Regions from separate parts of the Mus musculus genome. Here all the other regions are linked to region 1. Evidence: chromatin loops called from intact Hi-C (ENCODE). Cell type or tissue: left cerebral cortex. All regions are shown on one strand. Region 1 has its middle 10 kb from the start of Gm31847. Region 2 holds the start of Dipk2a (divergent protein kinase domain 2A). Region 3 has its middle 5.2 kb from the start of Gm24200.

The links. Peaks named below come from ENCODE experiments on the same cell type or tissue, not always from the same donor. Only the 100,000 strongest peaks of a DNase experiment are listed, where the experiment ranks them.
Region 2: it touches region 1 in a loop (3-fold over the local background); 4 of 42 quality-filtered maps call a loop at or near these places.
Region 3: a loop joins it to region 1, with 11 times the contacts of the local background. A loop is called at or near these places in 2 of 42 quality-filtered maps.

Annotation. Positions count from the first base shown.
Region 1 is chr9:94,196,586-94,204,585 of GRCm38, reverse strand. No RefSeq gene overlaps it. Among named protein-coding and RNA genes, the nearest start is that of Gm31847, 10 kb to the right of the region's middle. In left cerebral cortex, no CTCF peak of the experiment used is centred here; DNase peaks (open chromatin) are centred at 2,283, 2,898, 3,499 and 4,577; H3K27ac peaks cover 1,023 bases.
Region 2 is chr9:94,530,814-94,538,813 of GRCm38, reverse strand. It overlaps Dipk2a (divergent protein kinase domain 2A), which reads left to right and starts at 733. Exons shown (of 3, transcript NM_001033145.2): 1 at 733-1,595. The coding sequence starts at 939. In left cerebral cortex, CTCF peaks have their summits at 323, 1,587 and 3,856 (motif pointing right); DNase peaks (open chromatin) are centred at 1,584, 3,279, 3,819, 4,951 and 4 more places; H3K4me3 peaks cover 5,432 bases; H3K27ac peaks cover 3,023 bases.
Region 3 is chr9:94,275,316-94,283,315 of GRCm38, reverse strand. No RefSeq gene overlaps it. Among named protein-coding and RNA genes, the nearest start is that of Gm24200, 5.2 kb to the left of the region's middle. In left cerebral cortex, no CTCF peak of the experiment used is centred here; a DNase peak (open chromatin) is centred at 4,269; H3K27ac peaks cover 351 bases.

The DNA.
Region 1 (8,000 bases):
TTAATCTCTATTACACACTGAGAAGGTGGTATGCACCCATTTTCTACTATGAACAACCAATAAACAGTTTCAAATCAAAGACTATCACTTTCATAGAGAACTGCCATGAGGAGCATGGAGAAAGCCTTTATCTACTGAGCTGTCCTTTCCTGCAGAAGGTGCACCCAAGCAATGGCAGCTAATCTCAGGATGGCCTTGGCTCAATGTCCTCAGCCCACGGGTCCCCTGAGTAGTGCATTGGCACTTCCCAAAATCCCAACACCTGATGACAGCTTAGGGTAAATGAAGTCTAAAGTCCTGCATTTCATCTGCCTGGTGGAGTTCCCACACCCCTGCAGCTAGACTGAATGCAGAGTCAAGAGCTTCCCAGAATGTGGAACCACACCTGATAGTGTGACAGAGAATATTTGTTTTCTGTAAACATTTTAAATATTTATTTATGGTGTGCGTGTGTGTGTGTGTGTGTGTGTGTGTGTGTGTGTGTACCACACATATGTATCATGTGGTAGTCAGAGGTTACCCCCTTTAAATAAAAAGAGGTGCAATCTAAAATATTTATAAAATTAATATAACAAATTCATAAACTAGTAACACAGTCAAGTTCTTGTTTGTTTTTATTTATACATAATTACATGTGCTATGTTCATTGTTCATATCAATACTTAGAAAACTGCATGGCCCAAGAGAATCATGGTTCCATTATACTGTTACTAGGTGACAGTATTTTTTTTCATCTCCATTATAATCTTTTGAAACCCTGTCACATATAAAGTTTGTTAATTCCTGAGTGGTTGTTCTGATGCACATGCCTATGGTGAGGTACATAGTTCTGCTACTTCATGGATATTTGTAAAACTGATCTTGATATTATCTCAGTTTTCTAAAGATAGGCATCTGGGGGAGAGAAACCTTAATTTACTCAACAAAGTAAATTTGCAATAGATAGGAGTTTGTGTATTCAAAGTCATACATACATATATACATACATACATACATACATACATACATACATAATACATACATTGTGCTTGCTTTAAACAGCTAGCAGAATATTTAAAACAAGGCCTTGGGGATACTCAAAGCATTCAAAGCCTTTTCTGTGGAAAATCTGCATTAGATTGTCTTTCTCTCATCAACCAAAGCACATTTTAGAGAAAGGAGAGCATCATCCTGAGTGAGGTAACCCAATCACAAAAGAACTCACACAATATGTACTCACTGATAAGTGGATATTAGCCCATATACTTAGTATACCTGAGATATAAGATACAATTTGTGAAACACATGAAGCTCGGGAAGAACGAAGACCAAGGTGTGGGTACTTTGCCCCTTCTTGGAATTGGGAACAAGGCACCCATGGAAGGAGCGACAGAGACACAGTTTGGAGCTGAGAAGAAAGGATGGACCATCTAGAGGCTGCCATACCCGGGGATCCATCCCATGATCAGCCTCCAAACGCTGACTCCATTGCATACACTAGCAAGATTTTGCTGAAAGGACCATGATATAGCTGTCTCTTGTGAGGCTATGCAGGGACCTAGCAAACACAGAAGTGAATGCTCACAGTCAGCTATTGGATGGATCACAGGGCCCCCAATGGAGGAGCTGGATGAAGTACCCAGGGAGCTGGGGGGATCTGCAATCCTATAGGTGGAACAACAATATGAATTAACCAGTATCCCCCACCCCCTCAGAGCTCCTGTCTCTAGCTGCATATGTATCAGAAGATGGCCTAGTCGGCCATCAGTGGAAAGAGAGGCCCATTGGACACGCAAACTGTATATGCCCCAGTACAGGGGAATGCCAGGGTCAAGAGGGGGGAGTGGGTGGGTGGGGGAGTGGGTGAGGGAGGGTGTGGGGGACTTTTGGGATAGCATTGGAAATGTAAATGAAATAAATACCCAATAATAAAAAATAAGTAAAAAATACCTGGAAGACATTTCAAAGCTAATATATCACAACTTTCCATGTGCACCCCTATCCTCTTTCAAACTACAGATGCTGTGTTCTAGAACACGTACAGTGAACAAGGGCTTGGAATAGGATCTAGGAGCTGCACAGACCTCAGCAGCCCTGACATTTGATGATTCTACTTACTACCAAATAAACGACCTCTGTTTCTTGCTATGGTTCTGCGGTTCCTATTCAGGTAGGGGTCGGTAAGTTTACATGGAAAGTGAGTGAACTCCTTTCCACTCCAGCATCGTTGCTAGACAGATGGCTTTCTTCTGCTCAGTCTTTCATTGCCAGCTTTTCCTTCACCAGCCTTTTGATATCTTTTCCTTTGCACATCATCAAATGTGCCTCAGCCCCAACACTGGCTGCTTGGTTCCTTCTATAGAAGCATCTCACCTGTCAACCATCTGCTCCTGTCTACTCTAGAGAAAATCAGGGCTCCTGCATTCATTTGGGCTTGGTCTTGACCTAGAAGCCAATGTGCCATCTGTAAACAAATGGTTTGGTAGAGATATCTTTTTCCCACCTCAACAATGAAACCTATACCCTCCCCTCCCCTCATCTCTCCTCCCCTTCCCTTCTCTTTCCTCCCCTCCATACACATCCACTTACCAACCAGGACTGTCTTGTATGTAAGAGAAATTCATGTACTGCAATTATACTCAGAGAGACCATATACTAACATTAGTTCTGACAATGTAGTCTGTGTTTGTCTCACACTCATGACCTGCCTGCCCCAGCCTCCCAAATACTACAATTACAGGTATGAAATCTCACACTTGCTCTTTTACAGAAGTATTTTCATCAATATTTTCTGCTTTCTTTGGCTCTTCTTGGCTCTAAATTTCATGTGTCCCCGTGGCATATACTCAGCAACTTTTCATCGTGGGCCACTTCATTCTGTCACCTGCACTTGCATGTGTTGAAGCTGCAAGGAAAAGTTTATAGACTGCATTTTTAACCATCAGAAAAGTCACATGAGAAAGAACAGGTTTTATAATATCAGAACACAGCAGTGTTCCGTGCCAGTTTTAGACACCTCGAGTCAGAGCATTTTGTGAAGTGTTAAGGAATGCACAGCAAATTTAACATAATTTGAAATTTTTGGTATAAGGAATGTTGATTTCTTAAGTAGCACATTAAGAAGGGTTTCAGTACATGAGAAGGAAGGCTTACTGATGCGGGCAGTACGTTTAGAATGCTCATATTGAACTAAATAAACCAATGAGCAGTCTGTTAAGGTGAGTCCAAGGAAGGCTTCACATCACTGAGAGAGATTCAACCCAAGGGTTAACAAGTAGAAGATGAGCTGGGCAAGAGGTGTGGCGTAATTGGCCAACATTCCTGCAGTGGAGTGGTTTTTACATCCTAAGAACCTCATGTCCATTTGTTTACTTTGTTCATGGGATTTTCTAATGTGATACTTTTGCAGTAGTTGGGGCTTTGACAAAACTTCTATCTCTATACAGTTTTGCTCTGGGTACCTGTTACCAGCTGAGCTCCAGCAAATGGGACACTGAGCGATGTGAGTCAGATCTGGCAGGGGCTGGCAGTGAGACAGAAGGTTTGCTGAGAATCTCTCATCCTTGGTTTCTTTGAAAAACTTTTGAGTTTTGAAGTTCTGTTTTATGTGCATGAGAGTTTTTACCTCCATGCATGTCTGTGCATCACTTGTATGATTGGTGCTCTTGGAAACCATATCTTCTGGAACTAGGGTGAGATATACATACATACATACATACATACATACATACATACGTGTGTGTGTGTGTGTGTGTGTGTGTGTGTGTGCTGAGAGTTGAACTCAAGTCTTTTAACTGATATGCCATCTCTCCATCCCTATTCTGATCTTATTATATATGTCCTTGGTCTTCAAATGCCTATTAAAGGGTAGAAGGTAAAAGTTTCTACTCTACTCATTGAGGGTTCGGGAATTGAATATATGAAATAAACTAACAGATTAACAGGGACAATAGAACATACAGGTTTATGATGAGTTTGACACACAAATGTGAACCACTGCCCCCAAGCCCAATAAAACATCAAAGCTTAACATCTGTAGGTAGAGGTGTCAGTGATGCAGGCAAACTAAGTGAAAATAAACATTAGGAAAGATAAATGGGTTGCCAAGATGCTCAGAATAGGTAAGAGTCTGTATGGATCATGTTATGGTTATTATCAACCTCTATATTTTTCTCTTGTGTGTCACCTTCTCTCTGTTTCCCAAGGAAGAATTGATGACAATTGACTGAAAGAAATTGGGTCTTGGTGGCAAAACATAAGAGAGTTGGGGGAAGGACTACATGGCAAATAGAGGGCTTTTTCATGCAGCCAAAAAGACTTTCATGTTATAACTGACCATTGTTATCAGTACTCTTCCTGATATAAACACTTCATTAATGTAGCTTTACTTCATAGACAAGGACTTCTTTTACCAAAGGACATCTTTTCTGAGTCATTCCTTTGTCAGCAGTTTCTTAGAATAGCCAGCTCAATATATGCCAAGGAATTATATTTTGGGGATGTCATATTCTGGTCTGCTTCTGCCATATTTTGAAGTGGGATGTTCTGAGTCCCAGCACTGTCCTGTGAAGTTCTCACATCATGTTGAAAATAGTGAGGACTAAAATTAACCTTTGCTTTTAATATAAATTTGTCGAAACCAGGTTTGTTATTTATTTAAATGGGCCTATCCCAGTCCCCGAAGCTGTGTGCTTTCTTCCTGTTTCCATCTTCTCAGTTCAAATGGGAAGTATAAAGACATTAACTTGTGATGAACAGTAAGAAGAAGGATAAGGAAGCTGCTCTGACTGGGGAGTTCTACAGTGTTCATTAACAGCATTACCTAAGGTTTTCTAAAGACACTGACTAATGTAGTTAGGTCCATGCTGAGTTGTCCCTACACCCACTGCTGGAATCTCTGAGTCATAATGTGGAATAGATGATAGCTTCCATTTTCACCTCATTTCCAGGTAACCTAGTATCCCTCATCTGAAGGTTTTATTTGAGAACAATTGCCCTAAATCAAGCAAAGTGCTGAATGAATTGAAACTCCCCATATGATCACCTGATTTTCTATTCTACACATCTTACTTTCTTCTCTCCTCTTAATTCCAAACAAACTGTGGAACCCTTTTGCATGCATACAGGATTTAATCAGAAAATGATGCTTTGCTGTCACCACCACAAGAAGTATCTTCATGGATTCTCTGCTGCCCTCAACAAGCATTCCTACATATTGCTCTCATTATAGTTGGGCTTTCAGTTCACATACACAGACCACTACCACCACCACCATCACCACTACTTCCCCCTAATGCTTCATGAGTCTAAATGATTCCTTTGAGGATATCTGTTCTTGTCTTTCAGAGAAACTTCCATATTCTCAAAGTATAATATCTTCACTGCTTTGCTTAACAAAGAATCTTAGACACTTAGATATTTTCTCACAGTCTATGAGTTAGTAATTGGCAGTGCTAATATCTGTATTCAGATCCATCTCATTTCAAAGTCTAGCATGTTCCCATTTCTCCCCTGTGAAGGTCATCAGGTCACGTTAAGAAATAGAAATAGAAAAAGAATAATTTTGATGATGAAAGTTAGCTGTAGGCCATACTCAGTGATCTGATGACTAATGATATTAAAAAATAACTAGCAATAACATTCACTGTATACTGACTCTACCGATGGCTAAGTTTTGGACATGAGAGAAGTATGGCATAGCTAACACTATTATTCCCATATCATTGATACAAAAAATGAAGCTGAGATTAAAGACATTTCCTGAGACTCAATGCTTATTCATTGTAACATAGGCCAAAATCAACTTTTACAAAGTGCCTTACGTTGAGTAATTTATAAATGTCATAAAGTATTTTCTTACACTTTGTGGGAGTAAGAAGATTTCATGTTTGTTTAAAGTTTCCTTTCTGATTCATTACACTGTGATGTTTTGTTCTCACATGGTAGAAGAAGAGGTAACAGGAGGGGGTGGGGACCTTTGGCTTTATTATAAGGTTACTAGTCCTACAACAAAGGTTCATACCTCATAGCCCCAACTTCCAAAGACATATCTACTTGATCCCATCTTTCTGCACTTTCATGTACAACATAAAATATTTAGAGGAACTCAGGCATTCAGTGCACAGTGAATGCTATGCACAATGTTAGAGTAACAGGAATACTGGTTTGAGTATGTGAAGTGTGTAGGTGTGGCTCTATTATTCAACATCAAATGCCTTAGTATTCTAATGACTTCTTAATTCCAAATTTCAGAAACCTCTAGGAGGACTCATTCCATGGTATGTAAAATATGCTACTTTAATGGCAAGTGAGACTTTTCAGATTCCAGATCCATGTTCTCTAATGACATGGACTAAAGGTAGTTTGGTGAATTTTTCTATAGTTTCACATTATGTCTTTCATTTGTAAGAAATTCTTTATAGTGTTTTACAAATAGTATGATATGCAAGTGGTTAAAAATTCTTCTTTTGTCACTATTGCTCTGTAGTATAGCTTTTTCAGGATGGCAATTTCATTTCAGGAAGATCTTTCATTGTTGCTGTCTTAGATTTTTTCTTTTTTCCATATGAAGTTAAGAATTGCTCTTTCCATGTCTGTGTAGAATTGTGTTGGAATTTGAATGGGGATTGCATTGAATCTATAGATTGCTTTTGGTAAGATGGTCATCTTCATTATGTTAATCCTACCAATCCATGAGCCTGGGAGATTTTTCCACCTTCTTTGATTTCTTTCTTCAGGGACTTGAAGTTCTTGTCATAGAGATTTTTTATTTGCTTGGTAAGAGTTACATCAAGATATTTTATACATTTGCGGCTATTGTGAAGGGTGTTGTTTCCCTAGTTTCTTTCTCAGCCTGTTTATAATTTGTATAAAGGAAAGCTATAAATTTGTTTTAATTAGTTTTATATTCAGCCACATTGCTGAAGTTGTTTTTCAGGCATAAGAACTTTCTGGTGGAATTTTGGGGGTCTCTATGTATACTATCATATCATTTGCAAATTGTGATACTTTGACTTCTTTCTTTCCAATTTGTATCCACTTGATTTCCGTTTTTTGTCTAATTGCTCTGGTTAGAATGTCAGGTACTATATTGAATAAATAGGGAGAGATTGAGTGGTCTTATCTTGTTCCTAATTTTATTGGGATTACTTCTATTTTCTCTACATTTAATTTGATGTTGGCTGTTAGTTTGCTATATATTGTTTTGTTATGTTTAGGTATGTGCCATGAATTCCTGATCTTCACAAGATATTTAACATGAAGAGGTGTTGTATTGTTTTGAAAGCTTTTTCAGCATCTGATGAGATGGTCATGAGACTTTTTCCCCCTTGAGTTTGTTTATATAGTGTATTACATTGATTAGTTTTCATATATTGAACCATTCCTACATTCTTGGGATAAAGCCTACTTGATCATGGTGAATGATCATTTGATGTGTTCTTGGAAACACTCCTCCATTGCTTGTGGGATGGCAAACTGGTACAAACACTCTGGAAATCAATCTGGTGTTCCTCAGAAAATTGAAAATAGTTCTACCCGAAGAACCATTCGTGGGCATATACTCAAAAGATGCCCTATCATACCACAAGTACATGCATTCCACTATGTCCATAGCAGCTTTATTTGTAATAGTCAGAAGCTGGAAACAACCCCATTCTCCCTCAACCAAAGAAGGGATAGAGAAAATGTTCATTTATACAATGGAATACTGTTCAGCTAATAAATTTGAGTACGTCATGAATCTTGCAGGCAAATGGATAGAACTAGAAAATATCCCTAATGAGATCATCCAGACTGAAAAATACATGCAGTGAGTATGTACTCATTGTTAGTAGATATTAGTGCAAAAGTACAGAATACCTCGGATACAACCCACAGACCATAAGTTTAACAAGCAGGAAGGCTCAAGTAAAGATGCTTCAATCCCACTTAGAAGGGGGAAAGAAAACAATCATGGGAGGCAGAGTGAGGGAGGGACCTAGGTGAGAGAGCAGAGGAGAGGAGGAAAAGGTGGGCAGGAG
Region 2 (8,000 bases), 330 kb before region 1:
CGCCAGCCCTGCAGCGGCATTCCGGTCCCTAACCGCTGGCCCACTGTCTGCCCGCAGGCCCTACGGCGGCACAAAGCGCGCGACCCAGAGGTCCCGCCAGTCAAAAGAACAAGCGCGCGCCACACCATATAAGGCCCGGAGCGGGCGGCCAGGCCCCGCCCCCAGGACCTGGCCCGGCCCCACTCCAGCCCCGCCCCCAGGCTTCGGCCCCACCTCCTCCCGCTCCCAGGATGGGCCTCTCTGCTCCCGCTTGCCTCCGCCCTCTCCCTTCCAATGACCTTCCCACAAAGGCCTCCGGGGCGCCTGTGTAGCCCGACAGTCACCCCAGAGTAGCCGTTACTGAAGGTCTCCGGTGGCGGAGCTGGCGAGCTCCGCCCTCCCGGGCGCGCCCTCCACCCACCCTCTCCACCGCCTCCCCGCGAGCTCGCGCTGACGCTTCCCGGGGGCGCGCTCGCCCCGCCCCCGGCCCCGCCCCTCGCTCTCGGGCGTGCCCGCGCGTGGGGGCCCCGCCGCATCCTCTCCTCCCCTCCTCGCACCGTAGCTTCTCGAGTGTGAGGCGTCCGGGACTCCTCACTCGCCCCCGCGCGCGCTGCTCGCCCGGGACCCAGCAAGGCGCAGCTCAAGCGTCCCGGGCGGGAGTGCGCGTGCGCGCGACCGCGGCTCCCGCGCTCCCTCCTCCCCCCCCCCCTCCCCGCGCCTCTATAACTTGGCGGGCAAGGAGGCGGCGCCCGCGGAGTCGGAGGGCGGGGAGCTCGGAGGAGGGCACCGGGAGTTGTGGAGACAGCCGATCGGGAAGTCGCCGCGCTCGGCCGGCGCAGCCCGTCCTCGGGTTCCTTCGCTGCCGCCCTCCGTCTGCGCCGCGGGCCTCGGCGCCGTGGGGCGGCCCGGCGGGGTGCGCTCGCCCGCCCCGGCCCCGGCCGCTGCCGCGCGCGGGCGGGATGTGGCGCCTGGTGCCCCTGAAGCTGGGCCGCCTGTCCCGTGCACTGAAGCTGGCGGCGCTCGGCAGCCTGTTGGTGCTGATGCTGCTGCACTCGCCGTCGCTGCTCGCCTCCTGGCAGCGCAACGAGCTCGCCGACCGGCGCTTCCTGCAGCTCAATAAGTGCCCGGCGTGCTTCGGCACGAGCTGGTGCCGCCGTTTCCTCAACGGCCAGGTGGGCTTCGAGACGTGGGGCCGCCTGCGCCTGCTGGACTTCCTCAACGTGAAGAACGTGTACTTCGCGCAGTACGGCGAGCCCCGCGAGGGCGGCCGCCGGCGCGTGGTGCTCAAGCGCCTGGGTTCGCAGCGCGAGCTGGCGCAGCTCGACCAGAGCATCTGCAAGCGGGCCACCGGCCGGCCGCGCTGCGACCTGCTCCAGGCCATGCCCCGCACCGAGTTCGCGCGTCTCAACGGCGACGTGCGGCTGCTCACGCCGGAGGCGGTGGAGGGTTGGTCGGACCTGGTGCACTGCCCCTCGCAGCGCCTGCTGGACCGCCTGGTGCGCCGCTACGCGGAGACCAAGGACTCGGGCAGTTTCCTGCTGCGTAACCTCAAGGACTCCGAGCGCATGCAGCTGCTGCTCACCCTGGCCTTCAACCCCGAGCCGCTGGTGCTACAGGTAGGCGCGGGCGCGGGGCTCTTCGACGCCAGAGGGAGTGCGTCCCCAACTCTCCCAAAATGCCTCTTCGCGAGTTTCCTTCCGCCCTCCCGCTCGTCCCAGTCTGGATGCCAGTGTCAGTGCGATAGCGAGCCCTTGTACCTCTTTCCGAGGACTTGGGCACCCTGGGCACACGTCCTTTGCTGTCCCGCCTGGCTAGCCTAACTTCCCCGAGTCTGTCTTTGTTTTATTTCTTAGATCATCTCCCTGTTAGTCAATCAGCTAGTTCTGGGACCAGGTGGGAAAGATGAGATCAGAGAGTGGGGTGGTGGTAAAGTGAAGGGAGCTAATTCGTGACTCGTGCTTTGCGTGGAATTAGAAGCTAGGAAATGGGGGAAAGAGTTAGATTTGGGCTGGGAAGGCTAAAGGCCAAGACGGACTTTTGCATCCTGATGCTGTGGCCTGCCCTAGTCATATGGTAATCCGGTTAAGGAAGGAATTAAAGTGTTTTTTTTTTTTTTTTTTAGGTTGGAGCTAGGATCTAAGGAAAAGGGTTTTGGCCTCTAGCCCAACTGACTTATTTGCTTTTTCTTGACTTCATTTCGAAAATAAACGTGCCTTTTAGGAGGATAGAATGGAATCGTTTTACTGGTGGCGGCAAGAAGAAAATAGATAAGAGAAAGGAATCCGGTTTATTTTTGGAGTAATTTGTTTCAAACACCCCCCCCCCCCCCGCTAAAGTGCTGTGCCCTTGGGCAGCGATTGTCCAGTAGGTGTGTGATCTCTCTTGGCTGCAAGAAAAGTTACCAGTTCTAAACGTCAAGTGCTAGGGAAAGTGAGTTTAAATTAACCACAAGTAATTGATTGTATAGTTCACGCCCTTTCTCCGCTAAGAATGTCACTAATGGCTAGAGGGTTTGGACCTTGTTTCTGTTGTTGATTAAAGTATGAATAGGAATGTACTCTATTGGTGGCTTTTTTTTTCTTTCAAGTTTTCTGCGTCTTAGTCAAGAGAAATCAGCCTTGATTAGTTCAGCCAAGCATCCTTAACACGAGTATTTGATCAGCTGAAGTTCTAATGTGAGCCTTAATAAAATTTCAAGTTGCTGTTAAGATATATGTGATAGGTTAATTTTAAAGTTCAGATGGTTTAATAAGTACTGTTTTATCTCTGATCAGTGTAAATTCAGTTAAGCTTACTTTGCAGGATTATTCTATTCATTAGTTTAGATTAGCGAGTCTCTAAGTATGACCCCCCCCACCCACTCCCACAAGCCCCCACCTCTCCAAGCTGTATTTATGTTAGCAGGTACTGACAGCACTTAGTAGTGTAATTGACTGTAGTCGATAGTCAAAAATCTCTGAGGTCCCAAAATTTAGCACTGAACTTAAGGTATATACAGTTTTTGCATTTTAAATACTGAGTGCCTATTGAGCGATTTTTATAGGGTTGATTCTAGGTATGGATGCATTAGGAACAACTAATATTAAGATTAAACATTGTGTTTTCTTCTTTAAAAACATAGGCATCTGAACTTGAGAAACTGGTAATTTCCACACCACAAAGCTGTCTCTTACCGGGAGTTTTTATGTCTTCACACTCCTGGCGTTTTCAGCCTGTTGTGCAGTTGAGATAGTCAAATGTGTTGTGACTTTACATTTTTCTCACTTTATTTGAAGCCTAATGCCTAAATTTTTCTGAGTGGATGATTGCGTAGAGTACAGGATAAATGTGAGAAAATGTCTACTAGATTGAGGCATTCATAAATTGCATCAGTAGTTTAGTCAGCCCAGCTCCCAGGGGTAGTCCTGATGCTTCATTATGCTACATACTTGTTAAAGACACACTTTGGAGTTTTTACTACCAGTGGAACAGTGCCTTTTTTTTTTTTTTTTTTTTCCTTAACCCGAGGAGGTGGAGCTTAACCTAAAATTCTCCTGAGTAGATGCTTCCCTTACAAAAACACTTGATCTTTGGTAGTGATTTTGAAAGTATGTGTGGTGTGATTGTGAATCAGTAAGTTAAAAGTATATCCAGATTTGTAATCAAGAATACTGTTTTTGTATGGTAAATCAGATCATCATGTATGTTACTTGTTAGCTATGCAAACTGTACATTTAGTGGTACAGTTTCTATAAAGCCTGCTGTCCTGGTACTAATAGAAAAGCCACTCACAGTTGCTTCTTTACTTTTTTGCTTCATATTGTTTTAAAGTGTTTTTAAGGAGCCAGTGCTTCACAACTTAAAGCTGAACTCACCTTTCACTTTTTTCCAGGAGAGGGAGCCACCTAATGAATTTTTGGATGCTGGATGATGACAAACTAGATTTATAAATTTTCTATTGTCTAAAATTTTAGGGGAAAAAAAAAACCCTGTGGATTTCCATTATCAAATTGTTCTTCACAAAAGTAACAGAGTAATGATGCTTTTAAGTAATTAATTACTTTTTAAAAATCCCCTTTTGTTTAAGGTACTAGTGAAACAGATGAAAATGTAGATCAGTTTAATTCATTAACTGTTAGATGTTAAGAAACAGTAAAACATGAAATATCTGTTATGGCCTGAACAGGGAAGTGGAAGGTGCTGTCTGTTACACATGCATACACACGTGTGTTAAACTGCAGTTGTGCTGTCAGTGTTGCAGTGTGAAACTGAGAGTGCAGCCCCTCCTGTTGTTTAATGGTCTTAACAGTTATGGAGCGTGTCTGTGTCTGGCTTCTAGGAAAAGTTGTTCTGCAGTGGACAAGACAGTTCTCAGAACCTTTATCATGTCAGAAACCTTTTTCCTTTACATTTTTACTCATCAAGAGGTGTATCCCTCATGCCTAGCCGGCCCTCATCCTGTGGAAGGAGGAGTACCCAGAGTGGGGTTTGTTGGTTTTTGTGTGTGTGATAACAATCTTAGGTCATTAAAAATGGAAGGTAGACATTGGAAGGTAACTTCTCTGCTGGTGTTTGTGCTTGCTACCTGTTCTTGAACAGGTCAGGATGGGGAGTGTCTGGAGATTCTGAAAGTCAGCCACTATCTGTGACTGACCAAGGAGCACTGGCAAGAAAACCCTTGGTTGTTTTAGGGGGAAGAGCCAAGAATATGTTTAGCTGTATTATATATTGGTTGAACTATATTTGCCTTCCATTTTCTGAATCATAGATTTAATAGGACTTAATTTTTATAGTATGCAATTATCATTGTTTGCTGTGGCTTTTAAGCTTTCCTTTTACTTGTAAAAGGCAAAATATTATATACAGGGCATTTGTGTGGGGTTTGCATGACCAGCAGAGAGTAAATGCTAGTGTAGGGATAGAGGGTGACTGTAATCACCTGGTATATTCCGGAAACACACAGAGTGTGGCTGCTGACAGGCTGAACTGAACCACAGCTCTGCTGATCTCATCCGCTCTGACAGCCACTGGAAGGTCGTAGAGAGCACAGAGTAGAGCTTTCTCTTAGCAGCAGCCTGAGTTCAGGACGGTGTACCTCTTGGTGCCTTGCTAAAAAGAACTTTTTGAACTAGACAAAGAGGATTATGACCATTGAGAGAAAGGTTGGGATAACATTTTTTTGTTGTTGTTTAATGAAATAACTATTTTCTCCTAAATAGGTCTATTGAATCAGTTCCTTTGATTCTGCCCTATTGGGGGGACTCTCAAATTCTTGATTTGAGAAATCTGTTTTTCCTTGTTGGTGTTTGTTTTCTAAGTTTAGCTTTAACTAATGGATTTAATTAATCTCTTCTAAAAGAGAACTAGACTGGGGTGCTAGGTCTCTGCTGGGGTGTGAATTTGAGGCCAGATCAAACAATCTTTCAAGCTTTTCTAATATCTAAATTTTACACATGTGTACTCAGATTTCAAAACAAAAGTCCTGTTAAGGAAGAGAAAAATAAGGGGCCAAGCGTCTTGTTTAGCATTAGTTTCAGAATGGATGTTTTCACCTTGGAAGTTTTAGGCAGTGGGCTGTGGCTCCTTCCTTTTTTCCCTCTGGCAGCTGATTTAATAACTGCATTCCTGTGTTTAGGCTCAAAACACACTAGAGGTTGTTGCTTTGGTTTTGTTTTTGTTTTGTTGTTTTTTTTTTTGTTTGTTTTGTTTGTTTTTTTTTTTTTTTTTTGGTGCTCAGCATTCGTCTTCCTGCTTCAGCCTCCAGTGCTAGGGCTGCAGCTGTGCATTCCATACCCTGCAGTGCCGAGGAGAGCACTTTGTAATCTTAAAATCATATGTTTTGTGTGTGTGTGTGTGTTTGCATTTGAGGTTTCATGGACATGTTTGACACTTGACTAAACCTCATAAAAATACAAATGGACATAACAAAAAACATTTTGTATATCTCAGGTCCAAAATTAAAGGGACATTTTATTTATTTATTTATTTATTTATTTATTTGGGAAAACCAGTGAAACAGACACCCTTAAGGAAGCATGCCTCCATATTTGTACTGCATGGGGTGGTGGGGGTAGTTAGTTATTCTGCCTTACAATTGGTCCTTACACTTGTTGCTGGAAATAGTGATCTTTTTGTCTTTGTTGCTGGTTATTCTGTTTCCTGTGGGCTGGGCTTTAGTGGCTAGTTAGTTATCCAGAAGATTGTAAGATTGGTTTTTGTTCAATTTTTTTTTTTTTTTTAAACCTTGTGGCTGCTCTGGCCTACTACTGTCATTGATTGCTACTGAGTTCCACAGATTTCTGACTTTGATTCCTGGACCTTCCATTCAACTATATAGAAAACTAATAATAGCCTTGAGGATGTAAAGACTTACATTTCTTATATGTGCAGTGAATGTTGAACCATTGTGAAGTGAGTCTAAGCCGGGGGTAATTATCCATCCTCATTATAAAGCTTGGAAAGTTTTGGTTTGGGCTGTGAACTGTTGATCTTTCTGCCTCACTTCTCAAGTCCCAGGGCTACAGGCATGTGCCACCAAGCCTAGCCTCTGGGAAGTTTTAAAAATTATATATTAAAATCATCCAATTCACAAGTTGCAAAGAAGAAGTTATCTATGAAATACTAAAGAGCTTATTATTAGACTTGCAGTCAAAATAAATGAATTTTGTTTGTTCATTTGGCAAATTGTCTTGTAAGGCATTTGAACTAAAATATTGGAGAGACTACCTTGGGCCACAGGAAACAGGACACGCATGCCTATACACACACACACACACACACACACACACACACACAGATCCACACAGCAGTTACACACGTTAGATGTCTCTTTTGAGGGTTGGGGAGAGCAAAGGGGATTGAGTACTGAAGGGGTGAGATTTTGCTGGGTGGAGGTATAAAGGTGGGGTCTTTCCTCAGATTGGGCCCATTTATATTCTGTAATAACATGAAGTTATTCAGTGACATGTAGGCAAATCACTCAAATGTTTCAGCACTCAGGTTCAATGAATGGAATGAGGATGTTAGTGCTTTAAAGATGAAAGGAGATGGAACACACTCAAGTATTATGTATAAAGCACCCGTGTTTATAAACAAGAAATCTTTACAAATATTCTTTGTAAGCTTTTTAGTTCTCAGATAGCTACAGTGGTTGCAAGACTCTTTGCCTTTAGTGTGTTATGCTGATATATATGTCAGAATACATAGGTTTTACCATGACAGATAGTCATTTTTATTGGATATTTTCTTTATTTACATTTCAAATGTTATCCCCTTTCCTGGTTTCCCCTCCAAAAAGCACCCTCCCCCTACTTCCTCCCCCCTCCCAATCCACCCACTCCTGCCCACTCCTGCTTCCTGGCCCTGGCATTCCCCCACAGGGAGGCATAGAGTCTTCATAGGACAAAGGGCCTCTCCTCCCATTGATGCCTGACAAGGCCATCCTCTGCTGCATATGCAGCTGGAGCCATGAGTCCCACCATGTGTGCTCTTTGGTTGGTGGTTTAGTCCCAGGGAGCTCTGGGGGGCTGGTGTGATAACTGGTTAGTTCATATTGTTGTTCTTCCTATGGGGCTGCAAACCCCTTCAGCTCCCTAGGTCTTTTCTCTAGCTCCTTCATTGGGGACCCTATGCTTAGTTCAGTGGATGGCTGTGAGCATCCACCTCTGTATTTGTCAGGCACTGGCAGAGCCTCTCAGGAGACAGCTATATCAGGCTCCTGTCAGCAAGCACTTGTTGGCATCCACAACAGTGTCTGGGTTTGGTGATTGTAAATGGGATGGAACCCTAGGTGAGTCAGTCTCTAGATGGTCATTCCCTCAGTCTCTACTCCACACTTTGCATGACAGATATTCATATGCCACCTCCTTTACACACACACACACACACACACACACACAGAGACACATGTACACACACATGCACACATCCTACATATCTACATAGCTGTTACTTCAGGTTTTAGTTTACTGGGGGTAATCATTTAAAGGGGGTTAGACATTTGTCCCATATGAAGTAAATGAAGTAGAATAAGTACTATAAAT
Region 3 (8,000 bases), 79 kb before region 1:
GTCAAAACCTGACACCAATTGAAGGCTAAGATTTCAAATTGTCAGAGCCCTTGGAGGACATGCTCATGCTTATCATCAGAGTAACTAACGCAAAATTACATAGGACAAGGCACATCAAGACCTACGCTTTTGTATTTAAGAAAGAGAATATTGAGCATTAACTTTAAAAATGAGACCAAATAAAATCAAATAATATGTTGAGTAATTCCTTCAAATTTCAATGACTTAATCTGATCTTTCTAAATACAGTGTATTATAAACAAATACGTATACCAAAGTTGTACTTTCCTTGCCTGTTTTGGTGATACTGAATTATTTTCACAAGCACCAAAAAGTATCCTAACGTATGGCCTATTGAGTGTGAAATTGGACACAAAACCGTCACATGATTACAGAGGTCTTGAAAGTCCTTGTTCGTCCAAGTTCTGTCAATCAATTACTGTTCAAAACTGCTACACATTAAAGTCCTTTCAATGCAAATTTAAATACCACTTAACCTATTACAAATTATAACCGTACTTTGTATTATTGGGAATTCAGGAAAATAACTTTAGTTTTCATAGTTATCTTAAAGAGGCTTCTTTCTTTCTTTCTCTTCCTTCCTTCCTTCCTTCCTTCCTTCCTTCCTTCCTTCCTTCCTTCCTTCCTTCCTTCCTCCCCCCCCCTCTCTTTCTTTCTTTTCATTATGGTCATGAGGAAGGGCAAACTAGTGCATGTTGCTAAAATATCTACCTGAAATCTACTGAAAAACCTTCTAAATAATTATTTCGGTTAGTAAACAAAGAAATGGGTTTTGTTGCATCACTTTCTTTGTCCTTTAACTCCCACTGTTCTCCCCATCCTCAGCCGTTGCTGGTCCTTTTCCTTCCCCTAAGACACCCCCAATTCTGCTTTCATGCTCTATATATTCTATGATCCTCTCTTGTTCTCCCTGCTCCTTGCTTTAGCACTATCACTTCCTCACAAAGATCTCTTTGTTTATAGTCTAGACTCCACATATGATAGGAAACCTGATATTTCCCTTTTCATAGTCTAATTCATTTCATTTAATATAATGATCATCATTTCCATCCATTTTCTTATAAATGTCATATCTTTATTCTTCTTTACAGCGACATTAAATTCTACTATGGATTTTCTTTTATTGACTCATACTTTGATGGCCATCTAGGCTAATTCCAATTCCATGCCTTGCATAGTGTGAATAGTATGGTAATAGCTATTTGGATGTGCAAGGATCTTGGTGGTGTGCTAGCTTATTCTTTGGGTCTGTAGAAGTATTATTATTTTTATTAGATATTTTATTTACTTACATTTTAAATGTTATCCCTTTTCCCAGTTTCCCTCTGAAAATCCCCTATCTCCTCCCCCATTCACTTGCTCCCCAACCCTGGGGCATAGAGCCTTCACAGGACCAAGGTCCTCTCCTCCCATTGATGACCGACTAGGCCATCCTCTGCTACATATGCAGCTGGAGCCATGAGTCCCACCATGTGTACTCTTTGGTTGGTGGTTGAGTCCCTGGGAGCTCTTGGGGGTTCTGGTTAGTTCATATTGTTGTTCCTCCTATGGGGCTACAAACCCCTTCAGCTCCTTTGGTCCTTTCTCCTCCACTGGGGACCCTGGGCTCAGTTCAATGGATGACTGTGAGCTTTCATCTATGTATTTGTCAGGCACTGGCAAAGCCTCTCAGGAGACAGCTATATCAGGCTCCTATCAGCAAGCACTTGTTGGCATTCACAATAGTGTCTGGGTTTGGTGATTGTAAATGGGATGGATCCCCAGCTGAGTCAATCTCTGGAAGGTCATTTCTTCAGTCTCTACTCCACACTTTGTCTCTGTAACTCCTTCTATGGGTGTTTTGTTCCCCCCTTCTAAGATGGATTGAATTAGTACTTGCTGACAGGAGCCTGATATAGGTCTCTTCTTATTTGTTCTTTTGGTGATGATAGCTATTCTGACTAGGCTCAGACAGAATCCAAAATCAGTTTGTATTTCCATAATGTTGTTCAATTATTTTCCAAATATTTATTATCCATATCTATTTCTTTTTGGGAGTACTATCTACTTAATTAAATAGCACATACATTGATAATGGACAATTTGCTTTTACCGTGTCTTGCATCTAGAGTTCTTCCTGAAGGCAGTATAGTTGGCAAAGCTTTTCTCTACTCTGTCGGCTGCCTGTTCTCTTTGCTGATCCTTTTATTTGTTTTGCAGAAACTTCACTTTCAGGCAATCTCAACTTTCAGTTATCGAGGTTGTCTCTTTAATACTAACTCTTCAAAGTAAATGTTTCCTTCTTTCATTTTCTTTTCATTTTCTTTTTTTAAACCATCTGTTTTTCCAACTTTTATATCTCTTTCATGGGAAGAAGAAATGCCAAGGGACAAAGCGCTCAAGGACTAAAGTGTTTACATCTCAGATTGACCAAATTTCAGCTTCAATTTTTTTAGCAAAGAAATTGTTTCCAAATTTATTTCCTTTTTTTTTTTTTTTTTTTTTTTGGATTTTTTCGAGACAGGGTTTCTCTGTATATATAGCCCTGGCTGTCCTGGAACTCACTTTGTAGACCAGGCTGGCCTCGAGCTCAGAAATTCTCCTGCCTCTGCCTCCTGAGTGCTGGGATTAAAGGCATGTGCTACCACACCTGGCTTAATTTATTTGCTTTTAAGAAACCAAGTTTAGTGTAAACTTGAGAGTGGGAGGCAGGACACGCATGTGGGCAGAAGTGATGTATTCCCTCTTTGTCATTAATTTTCATCCCTAACATTGACTTTGTGTTAGACTGAGACAAACACTGCTCTCCACACTAAACACCTTTAAATATTGCCCAATGAGCAGACTCTCTCAAAAATGTTATCTACTCAAATAAGAAAAATCTCTAAATCTGCCCCATTTTGGCTAAGCATAATTTTTTTCTTTTCTTCTCTCCCTGCTTAATTCTTGACATAGATACAGACAAAAAAAGAAAAAGACAAAAAAGAAAAAAGAAAGAAAGAATTAATGAATGGGAGGAACACTTTTAAAAGTTATTTTGACTGGAATCATTATTTCCCAGACTTGATGATTAAATGGTGATTAAAGTGTCATAATGCTTAGCTTTGAATTGCAGAATGAAACTCACATATCTCAATGTAATATTCTTCTTTTTAAATATCCTGCCTTCCCATATCAAACCAGAAAACCCACCATGCTATTTCAGATTTAGTAATACAGTCAACATATCACTCTACAACTTCAAAAATATTCACAGAAAACAACATTAATTTCTTCTTTGTTGAGTGGTTGAATCTTTATGGGTACTTTACTTCAACTGTGACACATAGATGTAATTCTCAAATTACTTAGATTATAGGAGGAGTGTGACAATTTTTTTATAATGATTGGCCACATCAGAATCTTATGCTGGTGTATTGTGTATTTATGAAGAATTGTGAACTTTTGGGCAACATCCCATAACCCAGAGGTTACTCTGCAACATCCAATAGTGTTAGAGCTCAGAGCAGGTGAGCACCCTGGACCTGCAGCAAGTAAATAATTCAATAGGAAATGTAACCCTTATGAGGGCTTATTTCTAAGCAATAGTGTCTCTGAGCTGCAAAGCAGTCAGTCATTTTGGTCTTGGGAAATAATTTGTTTTCCCAATGATATGGGTGCTGATCACTGAAGACACATATACTGTTAACATACAGTAGAAGTTCAGCCTTTGACATGGCCCCAAACTTTTCATTGTCTTGGAGCTGGAATACTGTTGGCTTAAGAAGCCTAACCATTGTTTCCAAGTAGAGAATATACAACTTTATCATACACTTTTCTGGCCCTTGGAAATGAAATGTCTAAAATGAGTTCCTTTTTTTGCTGACAATTTTGTTCTGTTTACTGGTAGACTCCTAAAGGAGTCAGGAAGTGTTCCTCCCTGTGCTAAGGAGCTTGGAAAGCCCAGAGGGGATAATGGCACAGTCAAAATAAAAATGTACAAAAATGCTTTACAAAGATAACCCAAAAATAGTCAAGCTGCTGGTTAGCTTGGAGGTCTGGGGCATCTTGCTCTTACTTTTCTCTTACTCTTTTGTAACAACAAGGCAAACAGACTGAGGCATCTCTTGTTTTCTGGAAGGAAAAATATTAGAACCTTGTTAATTATGCTAGAGTGAACATGGCAGCAAAAGGAAAAATATGATTTTAAGTATAATGGTGCATGCTGGAAACACAGATTGGCAAGCATATGGGGTTCTGGCATCTGGACAGAAGCCTTCTCAACCATCTGCTTCTCAGAGGTTATTCTGGCAACTTGCACAGCCATTCCAGTGAATCACAGGTCTGTGCTAAGGCTTTTCAACAAGCAGCTAAAGAGGGCAGAGGTACCTACACAGAGCCTCTGCACACAGGTCCATTTCACATTGTTCTGGAGAGTGAGCTGTCCTGAGATGCAGTATTTCATCAGGATTTCATCACGACGGAGGCAGGCATTTCTTCATGCTAATAGTTCCCTATATTATGCAGCAAGAGATGGTCATTTTCTCCTTAAGAGGTATCCTCCGCTTCTGCTTCTCTGAAATGTGTATAATTGAGTAACTTTGTGTTTTGCTATGTGTCCTTAAGTGCAGACCCAAATGGCAACTCGGCTCTCCTTTTCTTCTCATTCTATCCAGTGCTGTCAGGAATTGTAGACATTTCTTATATGGTTTTCAGGACTCAGAAAGATGCCTCATGGCCTACTTTTAAAGTTAAAACACTTTTCTTACTTTTGATGTATGTTTACAGAATATTCCTGTTTCAGTTTTTTTGTTAAAAAGTCCAAATCTATATCTAAATGTCATATAAATTGATTAAATCTTTCGCTCCATTTCCTTCAGACATTTGTGTTGAAGCCCTACAGCTTAATTCATGTAATGGTTTTGGTTTATGGGGTATGTGAGCTGTGGGTAGTAGTCACAGTTCAATATGGTCTTGAAGGTGATGCTCTCTAGATGGCTCTAGATCTTTATGAGAGTTTGGAAGAGACAAGAGCTCATTCTTGACACTATGTGAAGAAGTTGAAGTGAAGAAGTTGAAGAGGCAGCTATTTCTATGTCACCAAGAGTGTTTTTCTTTCTTTTTTTTTTTAACCAGAACCTAGCCTAAGAAGATTGGCTCCTTGCTCCTGCACTTCCAGCCTCTAGAACTTGAGAAGTAAATGACTGTTGGCTTCAGCCATTTAGTGTATAGGTCTTTGATAGACAACCTGAGCTAAGTTGACGAAGTAGACATGTTTCCTTTTTAGGATATCTATGGAGTTTTTAAAAAAGTATATGCATCCTTTTCATATATAACATATAAAACTTTTTCAGATAATATTACTGTCCACTAGCCAATAAGCAATCAGAAATAGTCAGAATAGATTTGAATATATATTAATAAGTACAGAGCTACACATAAGGTTACTTAGGTCATTCATTTTTGTAACATATTTACCCAGTAAAACATTCTTCAAGACTGAATGGTATTTTTGAAATAGCCTTTGTTACATATTGCTCTTATTAATAATATGGTAATAATCCATTAGGCTTGGAAGCTATTTCCAGGTGCTGATTTTAAGGGAAACTGGACATAACTATCTGCTTGCTTACAGTAGCTGTTCCTCTTGTTTCTTCACACAGTTCCTAGGTGCTTTCATGGTCTAAAACTTCCAGACTGCTGGGGTGACCATGGTCATTTGGACATGAGTGAAATCTTTGGAAGTGTCTGAAAGAAACAGTAGAAAACGTCCAGAAGCTCTTTTTTTGTGTCTCAGTATTTCAGAGGATTTTGAGAGATTTGAATGTATCACCTTCTCTCTCCCCTTTTCTGTGTATTTTGAGATTATGAGTTTGCGGAATTTGATTTTGCTTTCTGTTTGTTTGCTTGCTTAGCTTTAGTCCACATTGTACTCTGCCAGGAATATTCCACCTTCAGATAATCACCCTCCCAGGACTCATGAGAAGCTCTTTATTTGTGTTTTGAAAATTATTCAAGAGCAATTATTTCATCACGGCTCCAAATGCTGTTTGAACATTCCTAACCTCCGCTCACCCCACCAGCTTCATCCAGATGGCTATGGCATCCAATCTTACTGTTGGACACAATTTTCTTTCTTCCTCTTCAGACTCCACAGAATTCCTCTGCACTTGGCACTTTAATTTTGCACAAATTCTGTTGAATAACCCAATGAATTTGTTATACCCCATCTAGCTGATGTACTGTGCTTAGGTAGTTCACTTTAACTTTTACTTAAGTATTTCAGATGGGGATTATCAGAACTTACAGAGCGTTAGTTTTCAGAGTATACAAGAATTCAACACAAAGGATAAAAAAGACCCACTTTTAAAAATGACCAAAGACCTGAAAAGACGGAGGAGGAAGAGGAGAAAGAGGAGGAGGAAGAGGAGAAAGAAGAGAGAATGAGTTTCACATCTGTATCTCCATCTCTATCTCTCTTCCTATCTCTCTATCTCTATCTATCTATCTATCTATCTATCTATCTATCTATCTATCTATCTATCTATCTATCTTACTATCTATCCATCTTACTATCTATCTATCAATCAATCATCTATCTATCTATCTATCTATCTATCTATCTATCTATCTATCTATCCATCTACCTATCTATCTATTTAGCATCCCTAGCAATTAGAGGAAATGCAAATCAAAACAACTTTGAGATTTTATCTCACCCCACTTAGGATGGCAAAGATCAGTTGACCAACCAACAACAAATGCTGGTGGGGATGTGGGAAAAAGGTAACTCTTATTCACTGTTAGTGGGATTGCAAACTGTTACAGCCACAATGGAAATCAGTGTAGAGAATTATCAAAAAAAAAACCCTAAAATAAATCTACCATATTGTTGGGCATTGCCGTATGTACAGACAGTCTGGTCTCCAATTGAGCTGAGGTCTGAACCCCAGAGTGGTGATAATTCACCTACATGGCATGGTAGGCGTTCCCTCATGTCTCCTGGACTCAAGGCTCCTGTCGAAGTTACCACCCCCACACCCCCCACAGAAGATGTGTGACTAGTAGTCATGTAGACAATGTCCCAAGCTTCTGACCTTCAGGCTAAACTCCTCCCAGTTACCTAGCAACAGTAAAGATAACAGCCCACCATAAGAGGTGCTGCTTGGCTCGAGCTTGCTCCCTTGTTCTCCTCTCCTTGTCCTCTCCTCTCCTCTCCTCTCCACATCCTCTCCTCTCACTCTCTCTCCCTCTTGCTCTAGCCTTTCTTCTCTCTTTCCTTTCCCCCTTCTCTCTGCTTGGCCATGGCTGATCTCTCTCTTTTTACCTTCTCTCTTTCTCCCTGCCTTTCTACAATAAAGCTCTAAAACCATAGACTGTCTCTGTACATCAAGGCCTGCTGTGCTTGGATGATGGGATAGGCTTTCTCCTAATGAGTCATTTCTCCCAATGGAAGGCCTTCCTGTGCTCCAGTCAAGGCCCAGACTAAGGACTCTCTCCTGTGTGAGAACCTCTCTTTCTGCCGTCTCTTCTGAAACTCCGGGGCCTAGGGTTACACCCCGGGGGCCCTGGTTTTGGGGGCTGCTCCTTATTCACCCCTGTTGAGTGGGGTTAGTGGCTTAGATGCCCACCTGGGGCTGAGTGGAAAGCATCTGGCAGCCCTCCCATGTCTGCCTTCCCAGAGCATAAGAGGAACTTTGGTGGGATGTGGGCTCCTCCCTTCTCCCTCTTTCCCCAATACCCCCATTAGTTCCCACACCATATGACCCAGCCATATCAGTACTTGACATACATCCAAAGGGATGAGCATTCTACTCTTAGATATTTGTTCAGACATATTCATTGCTGCTCTACTCACAATATCTATGAAATGGAAATAGCTTAAATGTCCTAAAAGTGAAAAATGAACATAGGTGGTGCATAAACAGCATGAAATACTAATTCAGCAGTAAAGAAAGATGAAACCCTGAACTTTGCAGGTAAATGGATAAAACTGAAAAAGATCACAGTGAGTGATCTAG